Linked DNA regions of Homo sapiens: region 1 is linked to region 2. A link is an interaction called in ENCODE POLR2A ChIA-PET data of the cell type or tissue named here. Cell type or tissue: CD4-positive, alpha-beta T cell. All regions are shown on one strand. Links, peaks and the distances in the headings refer to the core of each region. The heading gives the core; the rest is flanking DNA. Region 1 holds the start of BTN3A2 (butyrophilin subfamily 3 member A2). Region 2 overlaps LOC285819 (a long non-coding RNA gene).

Region 1 (4,396 bases), core at 83-4,082, 110 kb after region 2:
GCTTTGGCCTTTTGCTTCCTTTACTTTTAAAATTATTGGAATGCTTTAAGTTTAAAATTTTCATGTATTAGTTAATAACTAATTATTATGAGGAATAATAGTGACTGGAACATATTAGCTGCTCAGTAAATACTAACTCCTCAACAGTTTCTCCCAAAACAAAGGAGCATGAGGCCTGCAGCCATCATACCAGCTGCTGTGGGTCTGGGAATGGCCTCTGAGAACAAGGTCTGCAGATGGAGGTGGGGAGAGATGTAGAGGAAGCAAGGGAACAGAGGTCTGTGCAGCTGGTCATGCTCCACCCCTGCCTGGATCTTGCATCCACCATCAGACTAAACATTATATTTCACCACATCTTCTGCTCCTCGAAACTGCTCTTTATTCTCCTAAGGAGAAGGAGGTATTATTAAGCTAAGCTAAAAATTTCTCTGCTGTCCTCAGAGGGAGAACTTTTATTTTTTAGGTTATTTATTATTCATTCTTTCTACTATAGACAATTTTGCCAAAGAAAAAAATATAAAGGAATAAAACCTTAAATACTCTGTAGTTATATACTTTGCTAATGGAAGTGGAAATGTTTCTGGAAGCATTTGGCCATGTACACATGGCAAGTGCCTTTAAAATGTTGTATTATTTGCCCCCAAAATTCCAACTATAAAAGTTAGTGTTGAAGAAAAAAATTTAGAGATTGATGCAAATATTTATGGATAAGGCTGTTCAATCTAGTAAAATCTACAGTAACAAAATGTAGAAACTGAAAAATCCAAAATAAAGAGTTTTAAAAATAATTCGGGTTTTTTATTTGTTTGTTTGTTCTTTTTTCTTCTTTAGGAGCGGCTTTCTGAGTCAGAGTAGGCTCACAGAGACTCCCAATAATTATATATTCATACAATGTAGTAGCTTGTAACCATGGGAAATCATGCTTTAGGTTTTGGGGAAATGATGAATGGAAAGAAAACCAAGTACTATCCCTAAAAGATACCAAAAATGGTTTAATATAAGGATCCAGTGTTATTAAAATTATAAAGAATTTCACTTAATTAAAATTATGATTCCTAATGGTTACATGGAACATGTTTTATGACTGAACCATGCATTGTTTGTCTATTCCCCACCTGTTGAATATGTATGTTGGTTCAGATTTTACTATATTATAAATACTTCTGTAATAAACACATTTACATATAAATCTATGAGGCACATCTCTTTTTTCTTCTTCTTCTTCAGAATTTCTCAGAATAGATGCCTTGAGTTGGCCAGAACAGATTTTAAGGGTTTTTTGTTTGTTTGTTTGTTTGCCCTTTTCTGACCACAATACGTTAAGAACATGCAGTTGGAATATTTCTTCATTCATGTTGTCTCCCTTTCCTTCCACTAAATCCCAACCTCTGCAGTTCCTTATACTTTGCAGTACTTCTCCCGTCTTCCCACGTGCCCATATGTGCATGTGCGAGTGTGCACATGTACACATGTACACACACACACACACACACACACACACACACACACACACACAGGCACTGCACCCCTTTCTCTGGGAGAGTACTCTCCCTGCATGCCCACTCACCACTCTCAGCGATTCAGCCCCGCTCCTCCCATGCGTTGTAGCCCAGGCTCTAATCAATTTCCTGCACTTACCCCTTGGTATTCCCATTGGAGAATCAGAGCCCACAGAATAAAGACGGTCAATCAATAATTCTCCATTCTTTCTATTATGGCTTAGCCTCTCATCCGGAAGAAAGGAAAAAGAGAAAGCAAATATTGTCTTCTCACCATGAGAAACAGTAAGAGTCGCTCTTTGGAAGAATTAGTTTTTTGATTGGCTCAGAGGTGATGTTTCTCATCAGTTGCTGGGCAGAAACCACTGAGGAACGTTGAAATGAAAACTGAAAGTACATTGAATTGTACACGTTGAGGAAAAACTCCAGCCCTACCTCCCTTAGTGTTTGTGTTTCTGTGTTTATCTATTTGAATCATTCTTGTGCGTGGATGTATATAAGTATTTCTTTATATTCACCTGTCTCGTGTCTTTTACATGGTAATAGAAATATTAGCAGAATGGAGTAGGAAAGTAAAAAAATTTAATGTGCAAAGAGAGGAAGATGTGCACTAATTAAGATGCTTCTGTGGCAGTTTGCTTGCATGTAGATAGGTACGTAGAAGAGGAGGATCTTTTTTACAGAGCCTAATAAAGGTATGAATGGAAAGAAAATGAGACAAACTGCACCTCTTTAAGAACTTCTGGCATTTAGGCTTAGGATATGGTATCAAATAATATAATTTTTCTGATTTCCAGAGGCAGTGCTGCTTGACATTGTTTTACCTTTCCCAGGAAATTCTTACTGCAGATCTTTCTGAGCATCTTCATTCACCCTCAGCTCCTGGTTTGTGCTATATTGTATTTTCTTGGGTATTTGTTTCTCACGCTGCCAGTGGAGTACATATTCTCTGAAGCTAGACACTCCATAGGCTGTGGTCTCTGTAAGGCTCGTTTCCTGTACACCATCTCTGTAAGGAGTTTATGGGACAATCTTGTTCTCCCTGTGGCTTACGACCTCAAAACACACTTTTTTGGGCTGCAAGCCAGAAATCTCCTAGAGCTAATATGTGACTGGAGCTGATGGGATTTGATTATATTGCAACAGTTTGAATTTAGGCTGTGTGGTATCTGCTTGAGATGGCTGGTTGCTTCTGCAGCGTGCATGCCCCCTTCTTCTTAGTGACAAGGCCTAATTTTCTGGGGTACTGCATCCTGCTCTTCCCCCTTGAAGATAGGGCAGGCCAAGGGACTAAGTTGGAGCCAGCGGTTTGTAGGTGAAAGTTGTGGGCTTGTACTTCTCCCAGAAATCCTTCAAAGGGAGGCCAAAATAGCTGGGAGTGTGAGGGTACACTCTCCCTTCTTCCTTCTTCCTCTTGCCTAGAACATGGACTTTGGACCCGGAGGTGCAGTAGCCCACCCTGGGACCATGAGGCAGCCTTGAGGTTGGAAGCCACACACTGGGACAGCAGAGAATGAAGTCAGAAGCAGGCTGGGGCATGAATGACATATCTGAGGTGCCAGATCAGCCCTGGACTGTCACCATCTAAATTTATTTAAAAAATTTTTTCTTTTAAAATATTTTATTATATATTAGTACTCAGGGTAAATTTCCAAATAAGTTTGTTTTTCATGAAAGGAAAACAAATCCTTGTTTTATTTAAGCCAGTGGTACTTCTGGTCTCTGTTATCAACAGAAAAACACAATTTTTCCCTCCCCCTTCCCCCTCCCCAACAGTTTATTATAAAACTTCTAAAACATATAGCAAAGGTGAAAGAATTTCAGTAAATTCCAATATATCTACCATGTAGATTGTATAATTAATATTTTAGTTTCTTACTTTATTATAAATCCATCCTGCTGTTCACCCCTATTCATCCATCAATATTTGTTTATTTGTTCATTTGTTTATTTTTAAATTCAGACTCTATCAGAAGCTGTGCTGCTTGAGATCGTATTAGTAAGAATGAACATCCCACCTTTGCCTGGAGGGTCCAAGTCACTTTGACACAAAGAAGCAGCCAATGTGCTAAGCTTCAGATTAGGAGTTTCTGAGCCCAACTCTTCATATCTCTGAACTTTGTAGTTTCCAAACTATGAGACCCCTAAGTTCATTTCTCACTCAATGTCTTTGTTTCTTCAGCTATGGGTAGGGATGTGACCTGCTTCTTAAGTTGTTTGGGGAGAACCTAGCACAGCACCTGCACATATTAACTCTTTATGAATGTCATTATTTTCCATTATGAAAGGTTCGGTATCAGCTGGTGCCTGTTGTGGAGTTGGAGTTTTAGTTTGAAGGTGAAGAGAAAATCTTTTTTAAAAATGGCATGAGAAAATGTGTACATTGGAAACAATAGTGTGAAAGGTGCCAGGGAAGATGGGAAGTAAGAGTGCCATTTACATTGTATTCTGTGGAATGATGACGCTATGATTACACAATATAGCCAGTCCTCATTAGAGAATCAGATGGTAGAAGACAAGGAGACCAGGAAGAAAGCTACTGTGACACTCCAGGCAAGAAATGATGAGGCCTTAGGGATGGAGGAGAGGGAAGAGGATTGATTATTATTCTTAATAATAGCTTATACTCACATAGAACCTACCGTGATGTTGGTATTGTGCTTAGAGGTTTACATGCATGAATAATACTTTTGCTTTGTGAAGTTCTGAGCAGAGAAGCCCACTAAGCTCTGCCTGGACTTCTGACCCACAGAAACTGAAGTGATAAAAGTGTACTGTTATTTATTTATTTATTTTTGAGGCAGAGTCTCGCTGTGTTGCCCAGGCTGGAGTGCAGTGGCACAATCTTGGCTCACTGCAACCTCCACTTCCTGGGTTCTAGCAATTCTTGTGCCTCA
Region 2 (4,396 bases), core at 174-4,173:
CGCTCAGCAGTTCTTTCCAACTTGGAGTGCTCTGGTCATTTGCATCTGAATCCTGCTGTGTCTTCTCTCCAGTGGAGATTTTCAAACCAGGCTGCCATCAGCACCCACTCACCACCCTAAGTTTGGTAAATGATATATAAAGCTTCAAACTGGCCCTACAACTCAAAAGGAGACATAGGAGAAGGGAGGCGTTCATGGGTTGCATATAAATGAGCACAGTTTGAAATCACTACACTAAAAAAAAATCTTTCAACTATAATAATATGTTATTTACTTTCAGCAATGAGTCAGTCAGGAATTTAGCCCAGGAAATCAACAGAAAAATAGACTCCTCCCTCCCCTGAGATGCTGCCTGCACTGGATTCATGTAAATTTAAATATAAATTTAGATTGATGTTCTTTCACCATCCTCCCCCATTATCCTTCTCTCACTTCAATCATAAATGCTCTTCTGTTTGCATCATAAATTTTTCCCCTCAATCCAGTACATTTTTCTTTTTTCCTTGTATTTATTTTATTTTATTTTAATTTTTTAGAGATGAAGTCTCACTATGTTTCCCAGTCTGATCTTGAACTTTTGGGCTCAAGTGATCCTCCCAACTCAGCCTCTCAAAGTGCTGAAATTACAGGCGTGAGCCACTATGCCCTGCTGATCCTGTACATTTTTTGAGTTCATTGTACCAATAGTTCCTCCATTAGCTTGGTTAAACATTCACAAAACAAAACAAAATGCCCCCAAATGTGACAGCTGAGTCCTTGTAGGAAAAAATCCTTAAGTGAAGCTTAGTATCCTGGGGTTCATTGCATATTCATATATACATACTTGGGGACCCATGCACTAAAAAGACAGACTCCTTTTGTTTACAATAATTCAGCCTTTGCTGTTAAGGTGATTAAGGCAAGTAGGTGTGGGTGGAGAGATAGTGACAAAGGAAGTGAACTAGAGGAATAAAGATCAAAAGATGGGAGGAGGTCACTAGGTCACAGTTAAGCAAGGGCAAGCAGGCAGGAACCAGCCCTGTTGCACTGGTGTACTTGGTCACCTGGGCAGGGTGTTGACGGGCTGTTGTGGGGATGTTGGGGACATCTAGAAAATATGGAGTTGAAAATTTACAATATACATATGAATCTTTAAGGCACATCTCTTTTTAGAACCTTTTGGAATATGTTCCTAAACATAACCAGGAGATATTTTAGGAGTCTTTTCGTCTCCTGGCTGGGGGCAGTGGCTCATGCCTGTAATCACAGCACTTTGGGAGGCCAAGGTGGGTGGATCACTTGAGGTCAGGAGTTCAGTACCAGCCTGGCCGGCCAGCCTGGCCAACATGGTGAAACCCCGTCTCTATTAAAAATACAAAAAATTTGCCAGGTGTGGTGGCGTATGCCTGTATTCCCAGCTACTCCGGAGGCTGAGGCCAGAGAATTGCTTGGCTGGGAAGGTGGATGCTGCAGTGAGCCGAGATTGTGTCACTGCACTCCAGCCTGGGCAACAGTGAGACTCTGACAAAAAAAAAAAAAAGGAGTCTTTGCTCCTTTCTGACTGTAATTAGTTCCTAAGAACATGCAGTTGGAAGGTTTCTCTATTCAGGTTGTCCCTCTTCAGCCAAATCTCAGCCTCTTCAGGTCCTTACTCTTTGCATTCTACCCTCTCCATCCTCACCCCTTTCTCTGTGCCAGTTCCCCTCTCAGCTTTTCAGTCCCTTTTCTTCCAGGCCTTGTAGCCCTGGCTCTAAGCAATTTTCCCCACTTACTCCTTAATATTCCTATCTGAAAATCATAGCCCACAAAAAAAGGTAATCAATAGTTTTCTGTTGTTAATAAAAACTTTAGACAAATTAAATTTAGCAGGGTTTAATTTGAACAAAGAACAATTTGCAAACCATCAGAACGATCGGGCAGCCATCAGAGAGGTTCAGTGAGCTCCATTCCACAAGGGAAGTGACACACAGAAACAGCTTAATTGGTTACAGCTCAGAGTTGGCCTTATTTGAACATAGTCTGATCACTTGGCTGCAGGGTTGACTGCCGCCGACTGAAGTTCGGCTACTGGGATTGGCTGAGACTCAGCTATTTGTTACAAAAGTATACTCCCATGCCTTAAGCTTTCAGTTAGTTTACATACTAAGTTAGGTTGCAGTTCATTATTTAAGGGCTCAAGAGCCATCCCTCAGGCTAAATGTATACATATCTCATACCAAATTTAGTTTAATTTAACACAATTATTTCTGCTTTAGTTAAGATTCTCTGATCCAGAATAAAGGAAAAGAAAGCATGTGCTGTACACTCGGTCCGAGAAACACTAAGAGAATCCTCTTTGTAGGAATTCGTGTTTTGATTGGCTCAGAGGTACCATTTCTCATCAGTTGCTGGGCAGAAGCCACTGGGGACGGTTAGAATGAAAACTGAAACGATATTGAATTGTACACATTGACGAAAAGTTTCAGCCCTACCTCTCAAAGTGTTTGCAGCTCTCTGTGTTTACATATTTGAATCATTAATGTGTGTGTTACGTGTACAATCAGTGTTTCTTCACATTCAGCTGTCTTTTATATCATAACAGAAATATCAGGAGAACTGAGTGGAAAAATGAAAAGATTTTAAGAAGAGAAGATAGGTATTAATTAAAATGATACTGTGGCAGTTTGCAGACATCCCCTTGCATGTAATTGTTACATGGAGGATATTATCATCTTTTGTTTTGGATATTATCATCTTTTACCACAGAGCCAAATGAAAGTATGAACATAATGAAAACTAGATCTATTGCATCTATTTTAGTACCTCCAAAATTCAGGTCTCAGATCCATTACCGAATTATAGAATTTTCTGGTATCCAGAGTTAGTGCTGTCTATAACTGCATATTTTATATTTTTCACAAAATTATTTTGGGTGTGACTGAAGCTTTCTTCACCTCTTGCTCCTTATTTGTGCCATACTGTATTTTCATGTGTATTTGTTTCTCACTCTGACAATGAAATATGTTCTAAGGTTAACCTTTGGGTAGACTGTGGGGGATGTCTTTGTAAGGGGTCCTTGCTACAAACCTTGGGACCTAGTGATAGCAGACAGGAGGCAGTCAGATGCCTAGGCAGGTAGCAATGGGTCCCCAGTGATACCCCACCTCCAAGCTGAAGACAGTTTAAAGCCTGAAAGCCAAACTACAAGGTAAATCCTCAGCCCAAATTGAGAACTTGTTGAGAACTTGTCTTCCTGTTTGGTGCACTTTCCTCTGATTGGTCCCCACCCTTCAACTACTTTCCATATACCCACACTTTCCTAATTGTTTTTTTACACTGTTGTGGCCATCTTTGAGTGGTGTCTTCACTTTAACCTTTTTTGCATACTCACAAACCATTCAGCACACACTTCCCATTCTGAGTCCATAAAACAGGCCTGGACCCAGCCACACAGGGGGAGCTTTCCTGCCTTCAGGTAGGGGTGCCAGCATCCCCTCTCTGCTGAGAGCTGTTCAGTCGCTTGATAAAATTCTTCTCAGCCCTCCTCACCCTTCAACGTCTAGTGTATCCTCATTCTTCTTGGGCATGGTACAAGAGCTCAGGAACTGCTGAACGTGGGTATAAGCTATAACACAGGTGAGCTGGGGCATGCCAGTTTAGCCAAGCGAGGCTTGGGTGGGGTGTTGCTGGCCAGAGGTCCCCTGCTTGCAAAGTGACAAATAAAAATCCTGTATCACTAGCACTTGCAACTTTAGTTGGGTCACAAATAAAATATAAAGGCCTATCATTTGTTTATGTTATAAAACAGACCCTTAAAGTAATTAAAACTCCTAGGACTTAGCTGAAACCTTGGCTGGTAGAAAATGATACTACAACAGTTTGAATTTAGGCTCTGTGGTAGAGTTGGCTGGCTGCTTGTTCAATAACAGATCTACTTTTCTCAGTAATAAAATCCCATTTTCTTATTGCAAGGTGTCCATCTCATTTGTAGACAGGGGAAGCCAAGGGACTAAGTTTGAGCCAATTGCTTGAGGGTGGAAGTTTATCAGACAGATTATTTAAGGGGAGGCTAAAACAGCTGGTAGACCCTTACACTCCCCTTACTTTCTACTTCCTCTTATCTAGAATATGGACTTTGGAGCTGGGCAGCCCTTTTGTGACCATGAGGCAACATTGAAGATGCAAGCCACATGCTAAGACAGAAGAAAATAAAGACAGAACTAAGCTGGGGCATGTATGACATTTCAAGCTCTCAGATCAGCCCTTGATGGCCACCATCCATATTTATTGACATGAAAAGAAGTCCTCATTTTGTCAAAGCCAATGATATTCAGGACTGTTATTAATAACAAAATACAATTCTTCCCTCTACCCACTACAGTGTATCATGAAACTCTTCAAACATATAGGAAAGTTGAGTATGGAATCTCTATCTCCA

What was found. ChIA-PET counts read pairs that join two places held together with the same protein. Peaks named below come from ENCODE experiments on the same cell type or tissue, not always from the same donor. Only the 100,000 strongest peaks of a DNase experiment are listed, where the experiment ranks them.
Region 1: POLR2A ChIA-PET joins it to region 2 with 12 read pairs; 9 of 35 experiments call an interaction of 5 or more read pairs at or near these places.

What each region holds. Positions count from the first base shown.
Region 1 is chr6:26,362,595-26,366,990 of GRCh38, reverse strand. It overlaps BTN3A2 (butyrophilin subfamily 3 member A2), which reads right to left and starts at 1,793. Exons shown (of 11, transcript NM_007047.5): 1 at 1,639-1,793. RefSeq lists an enhancer at 1,786-1,835. In CD4-positive, alpha-beta T cell, for the core only: no CTCF peak of the experiment used is centred there; DNase peaks (open chromatin) are centred at 1,510, 1,850 and 2,500; H3K4me3 peaks cover 2,859 bases; H3K27ac peaks cover 2,283 bases.
Region 2 is chr6:26,471,881-26,476,276 of GRCh38, reverse strand. It overlaps LOC285819 (a long non-coding RNA gene), which reads left to right. Exons shown (of 4, transcript NR_038992.1): 3 at 1-125; 4 at 4,084-4,333. It also overlaps a transcript of BTN2A1 not described here. Among named protein-coding and RNA genes, the nearest start is that of BTN2A1, 16 kb to the right of the region's middle. RefSeq lists an enhancer at 2,393-2,442. In CD4-positive, alpha-beta T cell, for the core only: no CTCF peak of the experiment used is centred there; DNase peaks (open chromatin) are centred at 976, 2,026, 2,366 and 3,196; H3K4me3 peaks cover 2,543 bases; H3K27ac peaks cover 4,000 bases.